2 separate regions of the Homo sapiens genome follow, and region 2 is linked to region 1. The links are chromatin loops, found by intact Hi-C in ENCODE. Cell type or tissue: OCI-LY7. All regions are shown on one strand. Links, peaks and the distances in the headings refer to the core of each region. The heading gives the core; the rest is flanking DNA.

Region 1 (11,780 bases), core at 356-8,355:
TCCACAGCTTCTGCAGCAGACTGTCCCTGTTGTAACTGCCCAAGGCATGTTTTGCCCACCAGATCATGGCCCACGTGGAGGCCCACCTGCCTCTGTCTCACTGAACTAGAAGCCGAGCCTAGAAACTAACACAGCCATCAAGGGAATGACTTGGGCGGCCTTGGGAAATCGATGAGAAATTGAACTTCAGGGAGGGTGGTCATTGCCTAGAGGTGCTCATTCATTTAACAGAGCTTCCTTAGGTTGATGCTGGAGGCAGAATCCCGGCTGTCAAGGGGTGTTCAGTTAAGGGGAGCAACAGAGGACATGAAAAATTGCTATGACTAAAGCAGGGACAATTTGCTGCCAAACACCCATGCCCAGCTGTATGGCTGGGGGCTCCTCGTATGCATGGAACCCCCAGAATAAATATGCTCAGCCACCCTGTGGGCCGGGCAATCCAGACAGCAGGCATAAGGCACCAGTTACCCTGCATGTTGGCCCAGACCTCAGGTGCTAGGGAAGGCGGGAACCTTGGGTTGAGTAATGCTCGTCTGTGTGTTTTAGTTTCATCACCTGTTATCTGTGTTTGCTGAGGAGAGTGGAACAGAAGGGGTGGAGTTTTGTATAAATAAAGTTTCTTTGTCTCTTTATTTTTTATGTATTAACCAAACATACCTCCAGACACTGCTGTGAGTGCTGTGTCTCTGTTAACTCCTGGAATTCACCCATCCAGAGGAACCAGGATGCAAGAGGTTAAGAAACTTGCCATCTGGGTTTGGGTTCCCCATACAAGGATTCAAATAGTTGATTTAGGAAGTAATCCCGGGAAACCCTGCTAAGGTAGTGGGGAACTGAGGCAGGGAAGGACACAAACCAAGAAAGTGTTACCTGAAAGGGGTCCAGATGCAGACCCCAAAAGAGGGTTCTTGAATCTCATGCAAGAAAGAATTCAGAGCGAGTCCATAGAGTCAGTGAAAGCAAGTTAATGAGGAAAGTAAAGGAATAAAAGAATGGCTACTCCGTAGACAGAGCAGCCCTGAGGGTTGCTGGCTGCCTATTTTTATGGTTATTGATTAATTATATTCCAAACAAGGGGTGGATTATTATGCCTCCCTTTTAGACCATATAGGGTAACTTCCTGATGTTGCCATGGCATTTGTAAACTGTCATGGCGCTGTTGGGAGTGTAGCAGTGAGGACAACCAGAGGTCACTCTTGTTGCCATCTTGGTTTTGGTGGGTTAGAGCCATCTTCTTTACTGCAACCTGTTTTATCAGCAAGGTCTTTATGACTTGTATCGGTGACGACCTCCTGTCTCATTCTATGACTAAGAATGCCCTAACCTCCCAGGAATGCAGCCCAGTAAGTCTCAGCCTCATTTTACCCAGCCCCTCTTCAAAGCTCCAGTTTAAATAAACCTCTGACAAAAGGGTGAGTTATTCAACAGATTACCAGCATGAGTAACTGATGCTTACCTGCCGGGGATCTCTGGAAGACCATGCATGGCACATGCCCAGTTATGCCTGCAAAGGAGAGGGAGCTGGGGTATTTGTCCACCAGCTCCCATCTGTCATTGGCTGAGAGCTGCTTCCAGGAGCATTAATTCTCCAGCACTTCCAGCTACTCCAGGAAAAAAAAAATTCTTCAACTGAGAGTTGGAGGTGTTGAGAGACTCTGGCACACCAAGAAGACAGGAACAGGACACCAACAGTGGCTGATGATACACTGCCAAGGTCACACAGCTAGTTAGCAACAGATCTATAGTGGAATCCAGACAGTGTCTCCATCACCCAGGCTCTCTGTAGTGATCTGCGCTTCACATCCGAGGCAGGCAGAGGGATGGTGTGGGCCTTAGATGGGAAGGCTGGGAACCTGAAGCTCCTATGTCTGTATCACTTTTGCTTCTCTGAGTAGCTGCCCTGATTTCACACTTGAGGGGCTTGGCCATTTTAGATTCCTTCCTGCTCTAGGAGCCTACATACTACACTGGAAATGATGGGGAGCTCTCTACCTCACATGCAGCCTGATGTTTGTTAGAAACACCTCCTTGCGCCAGGCATGATGGCTCATGGCTGTAATCCCAGCAATTTGGGAGGCTGAGGCGGGTGTATCACTTGAGGTGAGGAGTTCAAGACCAGCCTGGCCAATATGGTGAAACCCTATCTCTACCAAAAAATAAAAAATTAGCCGGGTGTGGTGGTGGGTGCCTGTAATCTCAGCTACTTGGGAGGCTGAGTTGGTAGAATTGCTTCAACCTGGGACGCGGAGGTTGCAGTGAGCTGAGATTGTGCCATTGCACTCCAGCTTGGATGACAGAGTGAGACCCTGTCTCAGGAAAAAAAAAAAAAAACAAAAAAAACCTTGTTCTAAGCCAAAATCAATCCCTTTAGCTGCCCAAATCACACAGTTTACAGATGGAGAAACAGTTTTAGAGAGGAAAAGGGACTTGCCCAAAGTCACCCAGAGAATGGCAGAGCCTGAACTAGCCTTCTGGACTTCTTGCCTCCAAAAGCTCTTTATAATAAAATATAATTTTAAATAAAAATAGTTATCTGTTTAGGGCCAAGCAATATGCTAAGTGCCGTCCAGCCACTGTGTCATTTACGTCTCCAAACAGCTCTAGTTGGGAGGCTCAATGATTATCCCAATTTTACAGATAAGGAAACAGGTCCAGAGAGGTTGAGGATTAGCCTAGAACCACACAGCTAGGAAATCCTGGAGCCAGGATTTGAACCCGGGTCTGACCTAAGAGCTCCCAGCCGCCGTGATATATCAGCTTATGTCATCCTGACACCTACGCAGATGTCGGCTCGAATCCACTTTGCCTGAGCATTGTCTCAGAGAAATCTAATTTAAAAATTAGGCAGCAAATAGAAAATATATTTGACTGCTAGAGATGCAATGGGACTGGGAGCCCAACAAAGGATCTTAGGCAAAAGAAATCCAAGTTGTTGGCCTCAGCAACTATTACTGAACTGGCTGGGCTTTGGGAAGCTACAGAGGGATGAGAAGACCTGGTGGATCAGGTGGGCCCAACTCAGGCTGGCCCCCACCCTGCAGGAAGTAGGAAAAGTCCAGGGTCATAGGCCCAGTGAGATGCCGGCTGCGGGAGTTTCAGCCTCCGGGGCTGGACCAGAGGGCAGGAGGGGACGCCCCTGGGTAGCAGCGCCAGAGTGGGCTGAGTGGCCTGGGCCCCTGCGGGGGAGCTTTCAGAGATGTTGATTTGGGGGTACTCCCTCAGCCCTGCCTTTACACAGAATTTGTGGGGGATGAGGGGAGGGGGAAAGGGGGGAGGAAGGCAGTGAGTGCATCTGAATTTTTTTTTTTTTTTTACAAAAAGTGGCTTATTGCATTTTTCTGATTACTCTATCAGCACGTGCAGACCTTTTCCTATTCAGAGAAAGCCTGAAGATATAAAGAGGAAAGTGAAGAAAAACCACCGGAAATCCCATCCCCGCCCCAGCATCTGGCACTGTGTGGGCGATCACGAAATGAGCGCTTGTTTTTGAAGGCGTAGTATCTCCGTGAACATCCGGTTGAACAACCTTTCTGACTTTATTTTTCCCACGAAAGTTATTAATTAAAAAACAAAAAGCAAAACACCGAAAAAACAAAAAACCCAGCAAGTGTTTGAGCTCCCACCACGAGGGAGGCCTGACGTCACTGGATCCTCCCGGCAGCCGATGAGGCTGCATGGGACTTGCCCACGATGTGCTGTTACCGAGTGGCATAGCCAGGCTTCAAACCAGAGTCCTAGCTAACCGCCCTGTATATACCATGGGCTCATCATCTTCCCTGGTTCCAGCTCAGAACAGAGACTCAGAGGAACAAGGGCTCTGCGCTCACCCTGCCTGGTTAGGTCCAGCCTTTCCAATTCCAAGCTGTGTGACCATGGGAAAAGTGTTTGCCCACTCTGGGCCTAAATTTCCTCCTTGGTAAAAGGCACACAAGAGCAGTACTCTGCACGCCACAGTGGTGGGGTGAGCAGCAGATGACGTGGTGGGTGGAGGCCAGGTGACACCAGGCTGCTCTCAAGCTTAACTTGCCTGTGATGGTGGCGGGACCGTGTCAGTTCTTCCACCAAATCCCACCTGTTTCCACGACGTTTATTGACAAGTCAGGGGCACCGCCCCGGGTGGAGGGGGTGTGAAGAGGAAGTCAGCTCCCTGGTCCCTGCTGCCCTCTGGTGACCACATCAGCATCAGCACCTGCTCCATCCCAGCAGCTCCAGGTCCAGGCCGTGCCCAGAAAACTTGGCCTGGGAGATTCCCCACCCGCCCTGCCCCGATCCCACCTCTCTTCCATCTCTGCATTTTCCAGAAATTCCCCCAGCACCAGACAAAAGAGCCTAATGTCCATTAGATATGCTGTGTGGCGCCAGGCCAGCGTGTAACCTCTCTGTGCTTGATTCGTTATCTGTAAAATGGGAATCATTATAATATCTGCCTCATGTAGCTATTGTGAGAATTAAATATGTTAGTACCTGTGAGGTCCTTAGAACTATGCCTGCGGCTGGGCACAGTGGCTCACGCCTGTAATCCCAGCACTATGGGAGGCCAAGGTGGGCAGATTGCCTGAGGTAGGCGTTTGAGACCAGCCTGGCCAACATGGTGAAACCCTGTCTCTATTAAAAATACAAAAATCAGCCAGACATGGTGGCGGGTGCCTGTAATCCCAGCTACTCGGGAGGATGAGGCAGGAGAATTGCCTGAACCCAGGAGGCAGAGGTTGCAGCAAGCGGAGATTGTGCCACTGCACTCCAGCCTGGGCAACAAGTGGGACTCTGTCTCAAAAAAAAAGAACTATGCCTGCAAATAGTTAATGCCTTAAAAGTATTTGCTAACATTCTTCTTCTTCTTCTTTTTTTTTTTTTTTTGAGACAGGGTCTTTCTCTGTCACCCAGGCTGGAGCGCAGTGGCCCAATCCCGGCTCACTGCAGCCTTGAACACCTGGGCTCATGTGATTCTCCCACTTCAGCCTCTCAAGTAGCTGTGACCACAGGTGCACACACCACTAAGCCTGGCTAATTTGTTTTTTAATTTTTTGTAGAGACAGGGAATCACTATGTTGCCTAGGCTAGTCCCAGACTCCTAGGGTTCAAGCAATCCATCCACCTCGGCCTCCCAAAGTGCTAGGATTACAGATGTGAGCCACCATGCCTAGTCTGCTAACATTATCCTTAATATTACACTGAATATGTCTGTGGATTTTGTGGGAGGTGAGGGTATAAAACATAATTAGAGGAAATAATGACATTCTAAATTTAATTTGACTTTATTACAAAAAGGGCAGAATGGAGCAACAGTAATCCAGGACAAAAAATTGTCCCAATCCCATCATTCAACCCACTTGTGTTTGTATCTGTTTGTGCCACTTCTGTGTGTTGTTTACATGCAGAGTCAGTGTTTGCGTATTTGCGGTTTTATATCATTCATTTCTCATCATACATACATATATTTATATTCCTGACATTTTTCTAGGGAATATCTTTATATTCCTGACATTTTTCTCTTTTTCCCTTATGTTCTTCCATACCGGGACTTATAGGACCTTGCCCAGACTCAACTTCCCTCTTCCCCATGGACCCAAGTTGCTGAGCTTCCAACAGGTGTTTACAGCAAAGGAGAATGAGACAGAGAGAAGCAGAGATGCAGAGAGAAAGACAGACAGAGAAGACTAAACTGATTGATCCCAACTCCATTATGATATCTGACTCCAACCACAGAATGACCCTGATCCAGCCACAGACTGACTTCTGATCCTGGCCACAGTCCACCTCCTGTCCTCAGCCACAGAACAGCTCTGACTCAAGCCAGGAACTGAGTCCCGACCCATGTTACTGACTTACTCATGATCCTGGTTGCAGGCTGGCCCCAGCCACATGCTGACCCCTGACCCTCACCACAGATGGATCTTTGATCCCAGCTATAGGCTGATCTCTGATTCTGGCTGCCCTGAACCACCACTCCTATATACTGATGACCCACCTTAGCGTGATCCCACCCAGGAACTGGCATTTCCTGGGACAGGCTCTTGGCCACCTGCTGCTCTGCCCTGGGCACACCAGGCCCTACGCATCCTCCCCCTTCCACCACCATCCATGATTTCCTGATTTCTAGCAGCAAATTTAGCTTGAGTTGGTCAACATAGCTGGGCTGCCTGACCTTCCTCTCTGCCATGGAACCACAGAGCAAGTCAGCAGTTCTCCTTCCTAATCAAAAAGCAGCATGGAGGAGAAGGCTCCTTTGCCACCTTCCTTTCTGCTTTGGATGGTGCTTTTGCAATCATGAGGAGACAAGCCTGGAGATGAAAGGAGGCATTCTGAATATGGTGGAGTGGAAGAAGAAGAAGGCCTGCCTGGGGCTTTGATTACATCACCAAGTGATCAAACCAACCTTAAATTCTTAAATAAACTGTAAGTGTGCTTTTCTTTAAACCACTGTGAGTTTTCTTTTGCAGTCATAAAGCAACCTTAAAAATTGTAGTAGGTACAATAATGAACCCCCCAAGATGTCCATGTCCCAATCCCTGGAACCTGTGAACATGTTACATTACATGGCAAGGGGGGGATTAAGGTTACAGATGGAAGCAGGGTTGCTAATCAACTGAACCTGAGATGTAGAGGGAGATTATCCTTAATTATCCAGACAGGCCCAATATAATCCCAAGGATCTTCATAAGTGAGAGATGCAGGAGAAGCCAAGTCAGAGAGAGATTTCAAAATATTATGCTGCTGGCTTTGAAGATGGAGGGAAGGGCCATGGGCTAAGGAATGCAGGTGACCACTTGAAACTGGAAAAGTCAAGGAACAGACTTCCCTAGAGTTTCTGGAATGAACACAGCCTTGTTAACACCCTGATTTTGAGCTCAGTGAGACCAGTTTCAGACTTCTGACCTCTGGAATTGCAAGATCATAAATTTCAGTTTTAGGCCACTAAACTTGTGGAAATTTGTCAGAGAAGCAATGGGAAATGAACGTGCAGGTGCATTCACGCATCCAACTTTAGGCTCTGGACTCTTCCTCAAGCTCCTTCCCCAATCCCCATCCTCTCCCTCTTTATTGGCACTCAATCTTCACTTCCAGAGGATCCTGCCAAATTCCTGCCCATTCCATATCGGCATCCACCCTTTCTTGTTAGAGTGGACGTAGGGCAGGCTGGCTCCACAGCTGTGCGCCAGGCAGCAGCCCGTACCCCCCTGCTCGGAGGACCCCTACTCTTCAGTGTCATGCTCTGAAGTCCCAGTTTTGAAATTCTTGGCCAGGCGCAGTGGCCCACACCTGTAATCCCAGCACTTTGGGAGGCCAAGGTGGGCGGATCACTCGAAGTCAAGAGTTTGAGACCAGCCTGGCCAATATGGTGAAACCCCGTCTCTACTAAAAATACAAAAATTAGCCAGGCATGGTGGTGCATGCCTGTAATCCCAGCTACTCAGGGAGGCTGAGGCAGGAGAATCACTTGAACCCGGGAGGTGGAGGTTGCAGTGAGCCAAGACTGTGCCACTGCACTCCAGCCTGAGCAACAGAGCGAGACTTTGTTTCAAAAAAAAATAAAAAAAGAAAAAGAAATTCTTAAAAATTTTATCTCTGAAGTTGTGTTTTATAGGGAGGTTTAATGGGACCAAGGAGCACCCATTGAGGGCTTGGAGCCTCAGCTCACACAGGGTCCCACCTCCTGCCTGCTTCCCTGGGACATCTGCCACCTGCCTGCTTCCCTGGTACAGGCTCCTGGCCACCTGCTGCTCTGTCCCCAGCACACCAGGCCCTACTCATCCTCCCCATTCCACCACCATCCATGACCATTGCTGCCTTCTGCCCTTGAAGGAGGCCTGGGCACAGGTGCAAAGGATCATCAAGGTCAGTAGCTCACCTCACGGGACCTTGGGGTGGAGCATGGTGACAGCCATTCCTACCCCAGAGGTATCTGCTGGGCAGCCAGAAGCCACAACTCAGCCCACTTCTAATCCAGGAACCAAGAGTGACCATCTTGATTTCTCAGCCCTTTTGTTTTTTCTTTTTGAGACGGAGTCTCGCTCTTGTCCCCTAGGCTGGAGTGCAGTGGCTCAATCTCGGCTCACTGCAACCTCTGCCTCCCGAGTACAAGCAATTCTCCTGCCTCAGCCTCCCAAGTAGCTGGGATTGCAGGCATGAGCCACCATGCCCAGCTAATTTTTTATTTTTAGTAGAGACGGGGTTTCACCATGTTGGCCAGGCTGGTCTCAAACTGCTGGACTCAAGTGATCCGCCCGCCTTGGCCTCCCAAAGTGCTGGGATTACAAGCGTGAACCACCGCGCCTGGCCAAATTATCAGCCCTTTTTGAATAAGAAGACCTGCATTTTTATTTTGCACAGTGCCCCTCCAATGATGCAGCCATTCCTGATGCGGGGTCATTCCCTCTCTCCCAGGCTGAGCTCTCTTCTCCCTCTGGACCCTAAAACACCATCACTCCCCTGTGTCTTCACCTGCCTCCCTCTGCTGGCCTTTCCTCATTGCCACACATATCTACTCAAGTCTTTCCATCTTCAAACAGCCCAAGCTTCCCTCCACCCCGGCTCCTATTTCTCTCTCGCCTTCTCTCCCCCAGCCACAGTGCTTGTGCTCAAAAGCTGTCTCCTCTCTTGGGCTTCACTTCCTTCCTCTGCACCCACTCCTCTACCCTCTCTGTGCAGAGTCGGCCTGACTCTGCTACTAAACTACTTTCACTGAAGCCAGCTCCACCACCCAAGCCAAGTCTCAGTTTCAATCCCTACTACTCTGTGGCACTAGCATCTCCCTCACTCCTGAAACTCGGCCCCTCTTGGTTCTCTGACACTGGCTGTTTGTTCCTGTCCAGTCTCTTTTTCTTTTTTTCTGAGGCAGAGTCTTGCTCTATCACCCAGGCTGGAGTGCAGTGGCGCAGTCTCAGCTCACTACAACCTCCATCTCCCAGGTTCAAACGATTCTCCTGCCTCAGCCTCCCAAGTAGCTGGGATTACAGGCACCCACCACCACCACACCTGGATAATTTTTTTGTATTTTTAGTAGAGACGGGGTTTCACCATGTTGGCCATGCTGGTCTTGAGCTCTTGATCTTGTGATTCGCCTGCCTCGGTCTCCCAAAGTGCTGGGATTACAGGCATGAGCCACCGCACCTGGCTCCAGTCTCTTTTTCCAAGGTCTTCTCCTCTGCCCTCTCTTACACGTTAGGGGTCCGCAGGGCCCATCTGGGGCCCTCCCCATCTCCTCTCCTCTTTCCACAGAGTTAATTACAACCTTCACTAAATCTGTACTGGAGTCGCATGGATCAGGAACTGTGTGGTCCACAGCCCAGCACTGTGCTTGGCACATAGAGCATACTCAATAAACATTTACTAAGTGAATGAATGAATGAATGAATGATGTCTTCTAAATATATCTCCCCAGCTGAGATCTCTTGCCTGAACTCCAGAGTTATACATTCAACTGCAGTTGGGTATGTCTCAGTTTCCACATCTCCCACCCAAACATTTTGCATGTCCTAGCTAGTAGCCATTCCTATCTCGTGTGACATATGTTATTATATATTGTATATATTATTAAGTCTTTTATTTCTTATTTCTCACCAGGTCTCCCATATCTCCCCCAAAGAAAGTAGACTCATGGTGGGCAGAGATTTCAGTTTGGTTGGCTCATTGCCTTATCCCAGGGCCTAGAACAGTGCCTGGCACATAGTAGGTGCTCAATAAATACTTCTTGGCTGGGCACCATGGCTCACGCCTGTCATCCCAGCACTTTGGGAGGCCAAGGCAGGTGGACTGCTTGAGCCCAGGAGTTTGAGACCAGCCTGGGCAACATGGCAAAACTCCATCTCTACAAAAAATACAAAAAGTAGCCAGGCATGGCGGTGCATAACTGTAGTCTCATCTACTGGGGAGGCTTAGGTGAGAGGATCGCTTGAGCCCAGGAGGTCGAGGTTGGAGTGAGCCACGATCACGCCACTGCACTCCAGCCTGGGCGACAGAGACCCTGTCTCTAAATAAATACACAAAAATAAGTAAATAAATAAATACTTCTTGAACAGATGAATGGATCTCCACAGAGACATCCCCACATCTCAGATTCAGTATATCCAAACGAGCTCTTTCTCATCCTCGCCAAACCTCCTCCTTCTGGTTCCTGGTTTTGATTGCTAAAGCAAGAGAGCGGGTGCTCCTCAATTGACTACCTCCTTCCTCCCTGCAGAACTTCCGGTACTGTGAGTCTGTCCCTGGGACCCTGCTCTCCAGCTCCTCTGTTCAGCCATGTCAGCCTCCCTATTGTAACCCCTGGGTTTATGCCGGTAGTGTCTTTATCAAACACTCCCCCATGCCAGGACCAGGACCATCTTTGTGACTGCGTCCTTCCCTGCTCCCTGGGGTCCCTAAGATGATTTTAGGTGGCATGTGGGCATAGTGAGCTGAGAAAACAATTCCTTTTTCAGTTCTCTTTCTCTTCTCCAGATTAGCCTACCACAGGCTGCAGCATCTAGCTGGAAGTTAATCACTCGGTTTTGGTTTCAATGGGCTTGTTTTTACAGTTCCCTTCTATTTACAGTAAAGGATCCTGATCTTTCATGTGTGATGGTGACAATGTTTCATTTGACAATAAAGTGATTTAAACAAAGCGAGGAGGCCAATATGAAGAAAATGTAATGATGGAGAAAAAATGTAAATACGGCAGAAATGACTTGTGTGCATAGGGATGAGAGTTTGGGCAACACTGGCGTACAGGCCCTGTCCAAACCTCTTTGTACCTGGCCCTGGTTCAAAGTGAGAAGTGAGGCTTCTCATGTCTTCAGACACATGACCTGACCCCTCTAGACACCATCATCTGACTACACGCCACCACCCAGCCACAGTTCCCAGCCCACACCATGCAATTTCAACCTCCAAGCCTTTTCTCATGCCTTTCCCTCTGGCAGGCACGCCCCTCCCTACCACTCTTCCGGACGAACCCGGCTATCCTGCCTGCCCTGTATCTACTCTCCCTTCTTCTGACATCACCACCTGGTGGTCCTTGCCGGGACAGCGTCTTCCCACTCGCAGTTCCAGAGAACTGATCTAACTGCCAGAGAACTGATCTAACTCCTAGCTTTCCAACAGGGCACATGACTCAGGCTTGGCCAATCAGAGCATTCCTTTCCCAATCTGAAGATTGGTTCAGGGACAGGCATATGATTAAAACTGACCAATGAGAGCTTTTCCTGGTAGCATCATTGGAACCATTAGGAAAACATGCCTTCTTTCCTTTGGGCTTTGAAAGCTGGTAGGTGGTAGGTCTTGGCTTCTGAGGTCCCTGCTTTTCTTTGGCCACCAATGAGGCTTCCTCAGCTTGCTTGAGAATGAGACTAAAGCCAATACAAAAGAAAGCAGATCCCAGAGTAGAACCTTCCAACCTGAAGAAATTATTTGAGAACCTTGATCTATCCATGCCTGAAACTATATTCATAAACTTCTTATTTATTTTTAAAATGTATTATTATTATTTTAGACACAAGGTCTTGCTCTGTTGCCCAGGCTGGAGTGCAGTGGCACGATTATGGCTCACTGCAGCCTCAAACTCCTGGGCTTAAACGATCCTCCTGCCTCAGCCTCCTGAGTAGCTGAGACTACAGGCACAAGTGACCACGCCTGGCTAATACTTGTATTTTTTGTAGAAATGGTGTCTCGCTATGTTGCCCAGGCTGAATGTTGCCCAGGCTGATTTCAAACTCCTAGTCTCAAGTGATTCTCCTGCCTCAGTCTCCCAAAGCTCTGGGATTACAGGTGTGAGCCACCATGCCCGGCCTAAACTTTGTTTTTAA
Region 2 (16,789 bases), core at 4,201-12,200, 70 kb before region 1:
CCGTAGTTTCTCTGCCATCCCACAGTGGATTGAAACCATGTTACAATTTGATGATGGGATGTCCCAGAGCAAATGAACAAGGTTGTGCCAGCAGAAATGAAGCCTGAGGATTTGGGGTCATTCACTTGTGAATGATTCCTCTCTCCCTGTCTTCTTTCTCTTCCTTTTTGCTGTATTTTTTTTCATGTACTCACTCTCTTCCACAGACAGACTGCGGAACTGCCCATGAGGCCAAGCACCTATTAGTAGACCAAGAAGCATCACCCATCCATGGCCTAAGTCGGCAGCCAGCTATTGTTCTCATCTGAGTCTGGGAGTTCAGGATTTCCATCCTGACCCGGCTACTTTCTTTCAACAGTTACCCACTGTAAATTTCCGAATACTTTCAGCTACTAATCCCAGTGTACCCAATTAAAAATGGCTTTCCTAATAAAGGCATTTCAGATCGAATTTAGCAAAGTGTTCCAAGGTAGGAGTTTCCAGGGCTGGGGCAGAAACTCAATGATCTTATAAAGGCCCCTGCTCTGACATCTTCAGCATGTTGGCTTTTATCCTTGGCTCTGTCCTCATGGTTGCAAGATGGCTGTCACAGCTCCAAGTATCTCCTGCCTCCAAGACAATGTCCAAAAATCTCTTTCTCTCTCTCTCTTTTTATCAGAGAGGAAAATCTTTCCCAGAAGCCTCCTTGCACACCTTCATTCAAGCTCCATTGCCCAAGATTAGGTCATCCACCCCCCCTAGCTGTAAGGAGCCTGGGGAGGTGAGTACCTTGCATTTTCAGTCTCTATAGTGGAAAAAAGGAGTTGGAATGACTACTTGGTAGGCAACCAAACATCCACTACAAGTAACAGTGATGGAAATAAAAAGTAATAATGACAGCTAACATGAATTATGCTATTAATACATGTTAGACATTGTTCTAAAGGGTTAACATGCATTGGCTTAGTTCATCCCAAAAATACTAACGAGATCCGTATTATTGTAGTCCTCATTTTATAGGCAAGAAAATGGGCTCAGAGAGACTTTAAAAATTTGCCTCCACCCCTGCCCCTCCCAGCAAAAAAGAAAAAACTTGCCCCCAGCCCGCAGAGCCCCAGTTAGAAAGCCCACACTTGGCCTTTTGGAGACCAAGGTCGGTGAGACATTCCTTGGCATCAAAAGATTCACAGTTCAGAGGAAGGCCCAGGCCAGAAAATAAATGACTGAAATATCACGAGTGAGGTAAGTGCTGATCTAGGAGAAATAGGGTGTTAGCAAGAAAGTGTCTGGCCGCAGCATCCCTTGGCCCCTCTCCTAGGACTGCCAGGCCAATCTTGTGTTTCCAGTGAAACCTCCCAGGGAGGAAGCGAACAGAAGAAGTTGCCTGAGGTGCATGAGCCAAAGCTGGGGCCTCAGTTGTGGAAGCATCTCCCAAACTGGGATGATGGGGGTGGGGGCATTTTGGAGGGTGTGACAATGCTGTGTTGCCTCAAAGTGCCCAGAGAGGCACCAGGACCCTAGCAGGAGTAACTGCATGACGCTATAAGGGAGGTTGCACCCCCCCAGCCACTGCCAGGTGCCTGTGCCCAACCTGGGAAGGAGTAGCGAGGACACCCACCTTCCAGGACCAGATGGAATTGGAAAATACTGCACTGTGTTGCCTGCTGCAGATAGGAGACAGAGGGCCCTCTCTAAGTGTCTGTGCTGTGTAGGACACCCCATCCCCTATCCTCTGTTTCCCCCTTTGGTTCTCTGTAGGCACAGAGAGAATCCAGACAACCACTGAGAGCAATTTATTGTACTCTGGGGCTTGAGGCCTTGGCACCAGACTTAATTGTATTTGAAACAACAAATTCCTATGGCGTGTCGTACATCCAGAGAGAAAGCCAGTCTGAGCTTGGGGCTGCATGTGCAGATCAGTGGGAATGCAGAAAGAGATAACACTGTGTCTATCATAGGAGAAGGAATCCAAGAAGGCTCCTGTACACTTTCATGCCCAGATGAGGGGCAGTGTCAGCAGGGTACTGAAGGATAAATAGGAGTTCGCCAGGTGGACAAAAAAGGAAAAAGTTCTACACAAGGCAAAGAAGTATGAAAGACATTCTGGAGCTGTGAGCGTTCTGATATTGAGCACACAGGCCCATAGATAAGGCAGGTAGAGAAGACCCAGAGGCTTTCTCTTGTGCTCCAACACTTTGGGTAGGGAAGACTAGCTCTTAAAAAGACTGAAATGGGTCTGAATGAGAGTTGTCCAAACTCGCACTTTTATTTTATTTATTTATTTTTTAGATGGAGTCTCTTTCTGTCACCCAAGTTGGAATGCAGTGGCATGATCTCGGCTCACTGCAACCTCTGCCTTCCGGGCTCAAGTGATTCTCCTGCCTCAGCCTCCTGAGTAGCTGGGACTACAGGCGCACATCACCACGCCTGGCTAATTTTGTATTTTTAGTAGAATCAGGGTTTTACCATGTTGGCCAGGCTGGTCTCGAATTCCTGACCTCAAGTGATCCTCCTGCCCTGGCCTCCCAAAGTGCTGGGATTACGGTCGTGAGCCACCGTGCAGGGCCAAACTTGCACTTTTAAGTACCAGGACATTTTCCTATTCATGAACCCCTTTATAAGTTGAAATTACCTGTAACTCCAATACGTAAATCGGATGTAATAGGGATACCTTTTTCCCTGACAACAATTGTCTTGGATGCAGGAAACGCCTCCCGATTTTACTAATACATGAAGTTAAGCCCAGCGCTGTGTTTCCAGAGACAAGGCTGGTGAGAAAGTTAATCTCTGTCATTATGGGGAACCCTCCCTACCAGAGAGCTGAGTGGAAATCCAGGGTCTGGTCTAATCCTAACTGTTGAGGGGGTCCCTGAGACTTTCATCCGTACTGGTGACTTCCAGAAGGTTGACTGTCCTCTGCTGTCTCCCCAAGCTGACTTCTTGTTGCAGAACTTGGGATTCTTGTGTGTGTGTGTGTATGTGTGTGTGACGGAATCTTGCTCTATTGCCCAGGCTGGAGTGCAGTGGTGTGATCATATTAAATAACTTCACTGATGCCTCCAACTTCTAGACTCAAGGGATCCTCCCACCTCTGCTTCCCGAGTAGCTGGCCTACAGGCGTGGACCACCACGCCCAGCGACTAGTTTGTTTTCTTATTATTGAGTTTTGAAAGTTGTTTATAAATTCTGGATACAAGGCTTGTATTTGATAGATAATTTGCAAATATTTTTTCAGTCTGCGGCTTCTCTTTTTTTATTTTCTTAATGGTGTCATTTGACGATCAGAAGTATTACATTTTGATGAAGAGCAATTTGTCAATTTTGTTCTTTTATGAGTCATGCTTTTGGTAGCATATCTACATAAACGTTTTTATTCATCTATTTATTGTATGTATTTATTTTGAGACAGGAGCTCACTCTGTCACTCAGGCTGGAGTGCAGTGGTGCTATCACAGTTCACTGCAGCCTCGACTTCCCAGGCTCAATCAATCCTCCTACCTCAGGCTCCCGAGTAGCTGGGACCACAGGCACGTGCTACCACACCAAGCTGATTTTTTGTATTTTTTGAAGAGACAGGGTTTCACCATGTTGCCCAGGCTGGTCTCAAGTTCCTGGGCTCAAGCAATCCACCAGCCTCGGCCTCCCAAAGTGTTAGGCTTACAGGCATGCTGGCCTATATTAACACTGTTAAATATCTTTATTAAGATATAATTCATAAACCATACGATTCACCCATGTAAAGTGTACAATTCAATGGCTTTCATCTTCAAATGCCTGTGCTGGGATTAACACTTCAGCATGCATGTCACCAACTAGAAGAGCTCGCCTTTTGTCCATAATTTTTTAAATGTAAAATTTACATATAATGAAATTCACAGATCTTAAGTGTATCATTTGATGAGCTTTGACAAAATTCATTCACTGGTGCAATGCAAATCTCTATCAAAATATACAACCATCAAAATATAGAACAATCTAGTAGGGTGTGGTGGCTCATGCCTGTAATCCCAGCCCTTTGGGAGGTCGAGGCAGGCGTATCACGGGGTCAGGAGATCGAGACCATCCTGGCCAACACGGTGAAACCCCATCTCTACTAAAAATACAAAAAATTAGCCGGGTGTGGTGGTGGGCGCCTGTAGTCCCAGCTACTCAGGAGGCTGAGAAAGGAGAATTGCATGAACCCTGGGGGCAGAGCTTGCAGTGAGCCGAGATTGCGCCACTGCACTCCAGCCTGGGTGACAGACCGAGACTCTGTCTCAAAAAAAAAAAAATATATATATATATATATATATAAAATATATATAAAATGTATTTAAAATATATATAATATATAATATATATAAAATATATATTATATATTATATAATATAAAATATATATTATATATTATATAATATAAAATATATATTATATAATATATAATATAAAATATATATTATATAATATATAATATAAAATATATATTATATAATATATAATATAAAATATATATTATATAATATATATAAAATATATATTATATAATATATAATATAAAATATATATTATATAATATATAATATAAAATATATATTATATAATATAATATAAAATATATATTATATAATATATAATATAAAATATATATTATATAATATATAATATAAAATATATATTAAATATATATTATATATTATATATAGTATATAATATATATATAATATATAATATATAGTATATATTATATATTATATAATATATAGTATATATTATATATTATATATTATATAATATATAGTATATATTATATATATTATATAATATATAGTATATAGTATATATTATATATTATATAATATATAGTATATATTATATATATTATATAATATATAGTATATATTATATATTATATATAATATATACTATATATTATACCACCCCAGTTATATATATATATATATATATATTATACCACCACACCCAGTTAATTGTTTTTATTTTTTGTAGAGATGGGGGTGTTACTGTGTTGCCCAGGCTGGTCTCAAACTCCTGGGATCAAGCGATCCTCCTGCCTTGGCCTCCTAAAGTGCTGGAAGTACAGGCATGAGCCACCGCACCCAGCCTGAGCAGCTTTCAATTGCTGGTTGGTCACTTGTATTTCTTCTTCAGAGAAGTGTCTATCCATATATATATAATATATGTATAAGTCCCTGTGCTGGGATTACAGGAGTGAGACACTACACCCAGCAAATTTATTCCTTTGCATTTTATTCTGTGTATTCACAATTTGTGCTAATATCACCACAATCAGTTTTAGAACATTTTCTTGCTGTCAAGGAGAAACCCCGGACGCCTTAACTGTCAGTGTCTCACTCTCACGTTCCCACCCTCCAAATCCAGACAGACAACCATCTACTTTCTGTCTCTATAGATTTGCCTATTGTGAACATTTCATATGAATAGAATCGTACCATTTGCGACCCTTCGTGTCTTTCACTCAGCATTATGTTTTCAAGGTTCATCCACATCACAGCGTGCATCAGTATTTCATTTCTCTTTATTGCCAAATAATATCCCTTGTATAGATACACCACATTTTATGTATCCATTATCAGTTTATGAACATTTGGGTCATACGAGTTGTTGTGTGGGTATATGTTTTCACTTCCCTCAGTTATACACCTAGGAATGGAATTGCTGGGTCATGAGGTGGACTGTATGTTCGAGCATTTGGGAACTGCTAGGCTGTTTTCCAAAGTGGCAGCACCACTTTGCATTTTCACCATCAGTGCGTGAGGTTTCCAATTTCTCAACATCCCAACCCACACTTGTTATTATCTGATGATAGCCATTTTAGTGGGTGTAAAGTAGCACCTCACCGTGGTTTTGATTTGCTTTTCCTGATGATGTTGAGCTCCTTTTTAAATTTGAGACAGGGTCACTCTATTACCCAGGCTGGAGTATAATGGCACGATCACAGCTCACTGCAGCCTTGACCTCCTGGGCTCAAGCGATTCTCCTGCATCAGCCTCCTGAGTAGCTGGGACTATAAGTGCACACCACCACACCCAGTTAATTGTTTTTATTTTTTGTAGAGATGGGGGTGTTACTGTGTTGCCCAGGCTGGTCTCAAACTCCTGGGATCAAGCGATCCTCCTGCCTTGGCCTCCTGAAGTGCTGGAAGTACAGGCATAAGCCACCGCACCCAGCCTGAGCAGCTGGTTGGTCACTTGTATTTCTTCTTCAGAGAACTGTCTATCCAAGTCCTTTGCTCATTTAAAAACTGGATAGTTGTGTTGTTATTATTAAGTTGTAATTGTTGTATATTCTAGATATAGTTCCCTTATCAGATATATGACTTGCAAAAATTTTCTTTCATTCTGTGGATTTTCTTTTCACTTTCTTGATGGTGTCCTTTAAAACATGAAAGTTTTAAATTTGATGATGTCTAGTTTATCTGTTTTTGGTTTCATTGCATCTACTTTTGTGTCATAGCTAAGAAACTACCACCTAAACCAATGTCAAGGAGATTTACATCTGTGGTTTCTATTTTTTTTTTTAATTTTAGAGATGGAGTCTCGCACTGTCGCCTGGGCTGGAGTGCAGTAACTTGATCTTGACTCACTGCAACCTCCACCTCCCGGGTTCAAGTGATTCTCCTGCCTCAGCTTCCCGAGTAGCTGGGATTACAGGCGCCCACCACCATGCCCAGCTAATTTTTTGTATTTTTAGTAGAGATGGGTTTCACCATGTTGGCCATGCTGGTCTCAAACTCCTGACCTTGTGATTCACCTGCCTTGGCCTCCCAAAGTGCTGGGATTACAGGCATGAGCCACCGCGCCTGGCCTACATCTGTGGTTTCTTAGAGTTTCATAGATTAGCTCTTACATACAAGTTTTTGATCCATTTTGAGTTAGAGTTATTACTTTTTTTTGAAGTTGAGTTTCACTCTTGTCACCCAGGCTGGGGTGCAGTGGCGCAATCTTGGCTCACTGTAACCTCCACCTCCTGGGTTCAAGCAATTCTTCCGCCTCAGCCTCCTCAGTAGCTGGGATCACAGGTGCCCGCCACCACACCCGGCTAATTTTTATATTTTTAGTAGAGATGGGGTTTCACCATGTTGGCCAGGGTGATCTTGAACTCTTGACCTCAGGTGATCCACCCACCTCAACCTCCCAAAATGTTGGGATTACAGGCGTGAGCCACTGCGCCCAGCGGAGTTAATTTTTGTATATGGTGTGGTGTGAGGCAAGGATACAACTTCATTCTTTTTTTTTTTTTTGGAGACAGGGTCTCTCACTCTTTTGTCCAGGTTGGAGTGCACTGGTGGGATCACAGCTCACTGCAGCCTCGACTTCCCCAGGCTCAGGTGATCCTCCCGCCTCAGCCTCCCAAGCAGCTGGGACTACAGGCACACACCACCATGCCAGGCTAGTTTTTGTATTTTTTGTAGAGATGAGGTTTTGCCATGTTGCCCAGGCTGGTCTCAAACTCCTAGACTCAAGTGGTCCACTCACCTCTGCCTCCCCAAGTGCTGGGATTACAGGAGGGAGCCACTGTACCCAGAAACTTCAGTCTTTTGTGTGTGGATATCAGGTTGTCCCTTTATCATTTATTGAAAAGACTAGTTTTTTTTCTGTTTTGTTTTTTGTTTTGAGACAGAGTTTTGCTCTTATTGCCCAGGCCGGAGTACAGTGGCACAATCTCGGCTCACTGCAACCTCTGCCTCCCGGGTTCAAGCGATTCTCCTGTCTCAGCCTCCTGAGTAGCTGGGATTACAGGCAAGCACCACCACGCCCAGCTCATTTTGTATTTTTAGTAGAGACAGGGTTTCTCCATGTCGGTCAAGCTGGTCTTGAACTCCCAACCTCAGGTGATCTGCCTGCCTCGGCCTCCCAAAGTGCTGGGATTACAGCCGTGAGCCACCGTGTCCGGACAAAAAGACTAGTTTTTTTCTCATTGGATTGTCTTGACGTAGATTAATATTTTATTATATCTACTGTATCACATATCTGTCAATCTTTCCATTCCTCTGTTCATCCAACAATCTAACTTATTTTTTGATGCATTTGAAAAAGTAAGCTGTAGACACTAGAACACTTCCTTCCAACACTTCAACATGTATATCACCAACTGGAGTTCAGCATTTGTCCATAATGTTTTTAATGTAAAATTCACATATAATGAAATTCACAGATCTTAAGTGTACCATTTGATGAGTTTTGACAAAATGCATTCACCTGTACAATGCAAATCTCTATCAAAATATAGAACAGCACCACCACACCAGAAAGTTCCCTCATGCGCACTTATTTTTATGTATTTATTTTTGACAAATGCATGTACGCGTGTAGACACCACCCTAATGAAGACATAGAACATTTCCATCCCTTAAGAAAGTTTCCTTTCACATCTTTGCAGTCAACCTTGCCTATCCCACCTCATTTCTACCACTATATATTAGTTTTGCCTGTTATAGCAGTTCATATAAATGAAATCATGCGATACGTACCAATTTGTGACCAGCTGATTTCACTTCTGATTAGGATTTTGAAAACAACATAGAGCAGAATAAAAAATAATAAAATAAATAGCTGCTTGCAGGGTGAAATACTGCTTTGTAGATCTTTGTTTCAGATAGATAGAGGATAGATTTTTGTGTATGTGTGTGTGTCTGTATGTGTGTATGTGTGTCTGTGTGTGTGTGAGAGAGAGAGAGAGAGAGAGAGAGAGAGGCCAGGCCTGCTGGCTCATGCCAGTAATCCTAGAACTTTGGGTGGCCAAGGCAAGCAGATTGCTTGAGCTCAGGAGTTCGGCCTGGGCAACATGGGGAAACCCTGTCTCTACAAAACATACAAACAAATTAGCTGGGCATGGTGGTGCACCCCTATAATCCCAGCTACTGTGGGGGCTGAAGCAGGAGGATCACTTGAACCTGGGAGGTTGAGGCTGCAGTGAGCCAAGATGGCGCCACTGCACTCCAGCCTGGGCAACAAAGTGAGACCCTGTCTCAAGTAAGTAAATAAATAAATGAGAGAGAGAGAGAGAGATTGTGTACCGGGGCAAAAGAGAACATGTGTTTCTTCCCATGGGTTATAATAAAAACTGTTTAAAAGCTATTGATCCAAAAGTTCTAGATCAGAACCCTGTCTTGTCGCCCTCCCCCACTGGCTGCCTTGATCCCATATCAATGACCACAGTACTTGCTCTTCCCTTTAGGTCCTCACCAGTGCCAACCCTTCACCACTGCCTACTTATCCATCAGGTGCCTGCTTGGTTTACCCTTCCTCTAGAAAACCTGTGTTCCCAAATTTCCCTCTCAGACCCAGTACCAAGTTGTATCCTAATTATTTGGCCTCTCTTTCCTCCAGCTGACAGGGACTGTGTTTCGTTCATCTTTGCAGTCCCTAGCTCCTGGGATGTGATGACATGTAACAGGCATCAATAAATATTCACGGAATGAATGAATGAATGAATGAATGAATCCCAGAGTTCCAGGTGACAGGGTTTGAAACAAACCAGCCTGATTATTTTCCAAGGCTCCCTTCCTACTTATTTTATTGTCCTATACACCTTCTTTTTTTTTTTTTTTTTGAGATGGCGTCTTGCTCTGTTGTCCAGGTTGGAGTGCAATGGTGCAATCTCGGCTCACTGCAACCTCTGCCTCCCAGGTGCAAGCGTTTCCCCTGCCTCAGCCTGCCAAGCAGCTGGGACTGCAGGTGCTTACCACCACGCCCGGTTAATTTTTTTGTTTTTTTTTTTTTTGGTATTTTAGTAAAGACGGGGTTTTTACCATGTTGGCCAGGATGGTCTTGATCTCCTGACCTCGTGATCCGCCCGCCTCGGCCTCCCAAAGTGTTGGGATTACAGGCGCGAGCCACCGCGCCCAGCCTCCTATACACCTTTGACTTCTTAACCATCATGTTCTATAACCTCCTTCAATTGCCCTGAGACCTTATTAGCCTTTCCCTTTTTCCTCTCTCCACCCCCAATATTAGTGCTTTCATCATGGCTACTTCCTCCCAGCCACGCTGTGGCAAACAAGGGCAGTTTGTCATCATGAGGTCACATAATATCCTTATATGAATGACTTTGCCCCAGAACCCTCCCCCGTCTTGCCAAAGGGATGTTAATTCTGTGACTGTGGATATGAGAGGAGGGGTGTGTGTGTGTGTGTGTGTGTGTGTGTGTGTGTGTGTGTAGCAGGATACATTCTTATCGTTAAAGCATATTTTTTAACTTGGAAATTCTATGTTAGCAGCTATGTCAGGTCCTGTATCTTCTTTTTGCAGAGGGTCACATTTGCTGACAACAAGTACATCTTGCTGAAATAAATTTCTGGGTTTTTGTTGTTGTTGTTGTTTTGTTTTTTGTTTTGGGACAGAATCTTGCTCTGTCACCCAGGCTGGAGGCCAGTGGCGCCATCTTGGCTCACTGAAACCTCCACCTCCTGGGTTCATGCGATTCTCCTGCCTCAGCCTCCCAAGTAGCTGGGACTACAGGTGCATGCCACCACCATGCCCGGCTAATTTTTGTATTTTTAGTAGAGACGTGGTTTCACCATGTTGACCAGAATGGTCTCGACCTCTTGACCTCATGATCCACCCGCCTCAGCCTCCCAAAGTGCTGGGATTACAGGCATGAGCCACCACACCTGGCTGCTGAAATAAATTTCTAATAAGACAGCTCTCTCACCAAAAAGCAAATGTGTTTTAAGAGACAAATGCCAGAGCAAGTGAAGAAGAGAGGCTAAAGGGTTAGAACATTTCCATCTCCTAAGAAAGTTTTATTTCACTTCTTTGCAGTTGACCTTGCCCCACCCATCTCATTTCTACCACCATAGATTAGTTTTACCTGTTTCAATGTCATGAATTGAATGAAGCAATTCCATTTCTCAGTATTTTTCCTAAGGAGATAAACAAGAGCACAAAGATAAATGGTCATGATGTTCATCACAGTGCTATTTAAGATAAGAAAAAATAGGAAACAGCTGGCTCACACCTGTAATCCCGGTACTTTGGGAAGCTGAGGCAGGTGGATCACCTGAGGTCAGGAGTTCGAGACCAGCCTGGCCAACATGGTGAAACCCTGTCTCTACTAAAAATACAAAAATTAGCCAGGCCTGGTGGTGGGCACATGTAATCCCAGCTACTTGGGAGGCTGAGGCAGGAGAATTGCTTGAACCCAGGAGGTGGAGGTTGCAGTGAGCCAAGATTGTGCCACTGCACTCCAGCCTGGGCAACAGAATGAGACTTCATCTAAAAAAAAAAAAAATAGGAAACAACCTAAATCTCTATCAATAAGGGGTTGATTAAATGCCCATACAGTGGAATTGTATGCTGCCAATAAATGAGTCATTATTATCTGTGTCTGGGTTGGCAAACTTTTTCTCTAAAGGGCCAGAGAGTAAATATATTAGGCTTTGTGGGCCACAAGGTCTCTGTTGCAACTACTCTACCCTTCCATGGTATTGCTAAGGCAGCCATACATAGATGATTTGTAAATGAATAGGTGTGGTTGTGTTCCAATAAAACTCTATTTATACTTGTTTTTTTATAACCACTTAAAAATGCAAAAGCGACTCTTACCTTGTGGTTTGCACAAAAACACGCAGTGGGCCAGATTTGGCCCAAGGGATATGGTTTGCTGAGCACTGATCTATTTTCGTGGACACAGAAAGATGACCAATTGTTGGGGTTTCACTCAACACTTACCACTTAACTTGCATGGGGTGAGCCTGTTTATATAAGTGGGGTGTGTACATGTGTACATGCATGTGTGTGCATATAGAGAGATGTTCATCAGGATGTCACCAGTGGTTACTTTTGTGATTTCAGATGACATTCATGTAATTAGGAAGAAAAAATAAAGGAGTGGAGGTTGGGGGGGGTCCCGCTATGTTGCCCAGGCTGGTTTTGAACCCCTGGCCTCAACTGATCTTCCTTCCTTGGCCTCCCTAAGTGCTGGGATTGTAGGCATGAGCCACCATGCCCAGCCTTCACTTAATTTTTTATCCTTTTCTGTGTGGCTTCAACGTTTTAATTGAGTATTGTATCAATCAATTATCCAGCTAATATAATGCTGCCAAAGTGCTCATCAGGATGCAGCAATAAGTGTTTCTTGCTTACACTGTAGTGGTTGGCTGGGCTGCTGCATATGTTGGCTGCTGGCTGATCTACAGGGGCCTCAGCTGAGACAATTGAGAGGACCTTACTCCACGTGTCCCTTATCCTTCTATGGACTAGCCCAGTCTGCAAACTTTCTGTAGCCATGGCAAACATGCAAATAAGTCTGATCATAGCTAATTACAAGCCTCTGTCCCATTGCATCTGCTAACATCCATTGGCCAATACAAGTCACATGGCTGAGCTCAAAGTGAGAGGACACTTGTAAGTTACATGGCAAGAAGCATGGACCCGGGGAGCGGTAAAGAATGGGAGTGTCATGGCAGTCTCTCACAAACATGGGTTATCTTCATAGTCAGCAAAGGCAGTACAGCTGGTTTTAAGCAGAATGGCTCCCAGAGCTCTAGCCCTGCATCCTCTGGGTGGTACAGGTGATAGACACCTGTGGAAGGACAGGTGACTGTCTATCTCAGCAGCTCCAGAAAAATTTCAAAGATTCTCATTAACTCCTATCAGGTCGCATGGCCATCTCTGACCCAATCAGTAAGGCCAAGGCACTGCAGTGTTCTGACTGTTGACTCCTGAAAATCACCTGCCCACTTTCACAGCCAGAGGTGGAGTCAATTCTACCTGAATTTTTTGGACTGAGTGTTAGGGAGGGGTGGTTCACTGGAGGCATATCCAGGATGTTACAGAGGTGGCTGGCTTGGATTAGCTCTCCCCTGAAATGCAGATTAGAGGGCCAGTAGCATATTGTGATGTGATCCCAGAGGGCACCAGTAACAGGGAGGGGGAAATGAACAGGGAGGCAAGAAAGTCGATAAAAGGAGTATTAATGAGCAGATTATTGCTGGGGGAAACTGGGTCCTCTGGGAGACTGTGTTGAAAAACCCTCAGAGAGGCCAGACACGGTGGCTCTCGCCTATAATCCCAGCATATTGGGATGCTGAGGCAGGAGGATCACCTGAGGTCAGGAGTTCGAGACCAGCCTGGCCAACATGGTGAAACCCCCCTCTCCACTAAAAAAACACAAAAATTAGCTGGGCATGGTGGTGTGAACCTGTAATCCCAGCTACTCAGAAGCTGAGGCAGGAGACTTGCTTGAACTCGGGAGGTGGAGGTTGCAGTGAGCTGAGATTGCGCCACTGCACTCTAGCCTGGGCGACAAAGCAAGACTCTGTCTCAAAAAAAAAAAAAAGAAAAGAAAAAGCCCTCTTCTTGTGGTTGTGAGATGGCATCCAACCATAACAAAATTAAAATCCCATGCCTTCCATATTAAATTCAGTACAAAAGGGTATAAGTGCTCTTGTCCCAGAAATCCCACAAAGTCTCAAGATTCACCCTGACTGGAATAGCTTGGGGCATTTAAGTAACATGCTTACCTCTGACCAAGCTCTGTGGCACTGTGTCCAGAGAAACCGGTGTACTAGTTGACTTAGGTTCGGGCCACATGCTCCAGTCCTAGGCTGGGCACGGAGCCCCATCTCGACATATGAATGGAGAGGGGCGGTTCGGAGGTAGCCCCCAGGGGCAAAGCAGGGCTTTTGCCGAGCAACAACGGGACAAATCTACATGGGAGACAAGCTACCCAAATCCACTATAAACAATCTCTGCGGCTTCAGCCAACTAGCTGAAAAGGAAGAACTCTGGGAGCTGACAGGTTGTCGTCCTGCAAACAGGTGAGGCTGTTCTTGGACCATAGAAAACCTTCTAGGGGAGCCCCATTGTTCCAAGAACTAGTCCCTTAACTGTCTGGGGCTTCAGCTCCTCCTCTGCCACTTCCTGGGCAGTCATGGGTGACTCACTAAACCTCTCCAGGTCTCAGCCACATTGATAACTTCATTGTCCATCCATCCATCCATCCATCCATCCATCCATCCATCCATCCATCCACCTGTTCATTCATTCACTAAACATTTATAAGCATTTAAGTATGCCATGCACTCTGTAGATTCTGAGGATAAACACAGTTGTTCACAGCTATATCACAGTATCTAGCACAGTGCCTGGCACATAGTAAGTGCTCAAGAAACACTGATTCAAGGAATAAATGAACAAGATAAAGTCACTGCACTCAAAGAGCTGACTGTCTAATAGAGAAAACAGACACTTAGAATTACAATATACTGGACACCTATCCAATGTGCTTCGGGTAAACAGGAAGGAGCTTGTCTGGAAGGCTGAAGAAGGCTCCACTCAGGAAGTCACAGGCCTTCAAGGAGAGGGGGATTTCAGCAGGCTGAGAAAAAGAGGCAGCACACAGCCAGCCCAGGGAATCATGTCAACAATGGCACAGAACTGGAGGAGAAGAAATTAATTTTTTTTTTTCGAGACAGAGTCTCACTCTGTCACCTAGGCTGGAGTGCAGTGGTATAGTCTTGGCTCACTGCAACCTCTGCCTCCCAGGCTCAAGCGATTCTCCTGCCTTAGCCTCCTGAGTAGCCGGGATTACAGGCACCCGCTACTACACCCAGATAACTTTTTGTATTTTTAGTAGAGACAGGGATTCACTGCACTGGCCAGGCTGGTCTCGAACTCCTGACCTCATGATATGCCCGCCTTGGCCTCCCAAAGTGTTGGGATTACAGGCATGAGCCACCGCGCCTGGCCAAAATTAATATTATTAATCACTTTCCATGGACCAGACATTTTATTTTTGCCTTTACACTCTTAGAAAGGACTAGAATTTATCCACCATGAAATCTTGGCATGCCTAGACTCCTTCTGCCTCTTGCTCTCCCCTCCTCTGGGTCTCAGCTCTCACTTAAATTATTGTGATGCTCCCCGCCCCCCAAACCCATCAGTCAATAGTTGTGTCTCCCTCTGGTTCACCATCCGAATGGCTGCCAGAGGGATTGTTTCAAATTTCAAGGCTGAGCCTCTCGTTCCTTTGTTTGGAATCCTTCAATGGCTCCACATCTCCTGAAGGCTGTGTTTAAGACCTTTTGTAATATGACCATGAATTGCATTGCATGCCCCACCCCTGGCACTCCCTAAGGTATACTTGTACACCTCCAAACTTTGCTCCCACTGCTCTTTCTGCCTTGGGTGCCCATCTCCCCTTCTGCCTCCAATTTGGGGGCTATTTTTACTCTCCAGAGGACATTTGGCAATGTCTGGAGACATTTTGGATGTCACAACTAAGGGGATGCTTCTGCAATCTGCTGGGTAAAGATTAAAAATTCTGCTAAACATCCTACAATGCACAGAAAGTCCCCCACAGCAAAGAATTATCTGGCTCGAAATGTCAGTAGTGCTGAGGTTGAGAAATCCTGCTTTGACTTTTCAGGAATGGGGAGCTTCAGAAGGATTCTCAACAGAGAGTGAGAGATTTAGCTTTGGAAACTCTGGCAGCTGTCTGTGATGGCCAAGAGGAAGGCAGGACTGCAGACCAGTGTAAATCATGACCTTTCTTCCTCTTTTCTTCCTCCTCCTGGAAATCAGTGAGGTAAGCTGGCAAGAGTCTATTGCTCTTCAGCCAGAAACACTAAGCTCTGTGGGCACTCCTCCCAGATGGCAAATGATATCTATCGCAACAAGCAAAGTGAATATGTCACATCTCTTAGGTTTCTGGGAGAGGTTTGTTTCTCCTGAGAAAGTGTGCTCACTCACACTCAACAGCTATGGGATCTTGAGAGAGTTACTTTCCTGTCTGTGCCTGTTCTCTTGTCTGTGAAATGGAGCTAATAACAGTACCTACTTCTTGGAGTTTTGTGAGGATTAATTAATATATTACAAGAGCCTACAACAGGGCCTGGTACGTAGTAAGTGTGGTTATATGTGTTAGCTCTTAACATCATCACATCTTCCTCCCCACTATCACCATCATCATCACCACCACTACCACCATCAACATCATCACCGCCACCATCACTATCATCATCACCACTGCCACCACTACCATTATCACCACGACCATCGCCATCATCACCATCAACATCATCACCACCATCATCACCATCAACACCATCACCACCACCACCATCACCATCATCACCGTCATCATCACCACCCCCACCATCACCATCATCACCGTCAACATCACCACCACCACCACCATCATCACCATCAACATCATCACCACCACCACCATCAACATCATCATCACCACTGCCACCATCACCATCACCATCAACATCATCACCACCGCCACCATCACCATCATCACCGTCATCATCACCACCCCCACCATCACCATCATCACCATCAACATCATCACCACCACCACCATCATCACCATCAACATCATCACCACCACCACCATCATCACCATCAACATCACCACCACCACCATCAACATCATCATCACCACCGCCACCATCACCATCATCACCATCAACATCGTCACCACCGCCACCATCACCATCATCACCGTCAACATCGTCACCACCGCCACCATCACCATCATCACCGTCAACATCGTCACCACCGCCACCATCACCATCATCACCGTCAACATCGTCACCACCGCCACCATCACCATCATCACCGTCAACATCGTCACCACCGCCACCATCACCATCATCACCGTCAACATCGTCACCACCGCCACCATCACCATCATCACCATCATCATCACCACCACCACCATCACCGTCAACATCATCATTTTATTTTAGAGAAAGTTTATCTGTTGAACCTGATTTGCCAGAGGTAAGAGGGATATGACTGGATATCATTCTTCCCCAAGGGTGGAAGCAAGGAGT

The links. A loop is a pair of places that touch in the nucleus more often than their neighbours do. Peaks named below come from ENCODE experiments on the same cell type or tissue, not always from the same donor. Only the 100,000 strongest peaks of a DNase experiment are listed, where the experiment ranks them.
Region 2: a loop joins it to region 1, with 5 times the contacts of the local background. A loop is called at or near these places in 3 of 110 quality-filtered maps.

Annotation. Positions count from the first base shown.
Region 1 is chr16:27,364,147-27,375,926 of GRCh38, forward strand. IL4R (interleukin 4 receptor) reads left to right here. Exons shown (of 11, transcript NM_000418.4): 11 at 1-632. Among named protein-coding and RNA genes, the nearest start is that of IL21R, 32 kb to the right of the region's middle. RefSeq lists enhancers at 1-426, 912-2,111, 3,485-3,544, 3,575-3,654, 10,037-10,216 and 2 more and a silencer at 5,668-5,868. In OCI-LY7, for the core only: a CTCF peak has its summit at 4,143 (motif pointing left); DNase peaks (open chromatin) are centred at 3,455 and 4,125; H3K4me3 peaks cover 1,100 bases; H3K27ac peaks cover 1,096 bases.
Region 2 is chr16:27,290,039-27,306,827 of GRCh38, forward strand. NSMCE1-DT (NSMCE1 divergent transcript) reads left to right here. Exons shown (of 5, transcript NR_037184.1): 5 at 207-430. Among named protein-coding and RNA genes, the nearest start is that of IL4R, 16 kb to the right of the region's middle. In OCI-LY7, for the core only: a CTCF peak has its summit at 8,317; DNase peaks (open chromatin) are centred at 8,273, 9,653, 9,993 and 11,617; H3K4me3 peaks cover 2,731 bases; H3K27ac peaks cover 6,531 bases.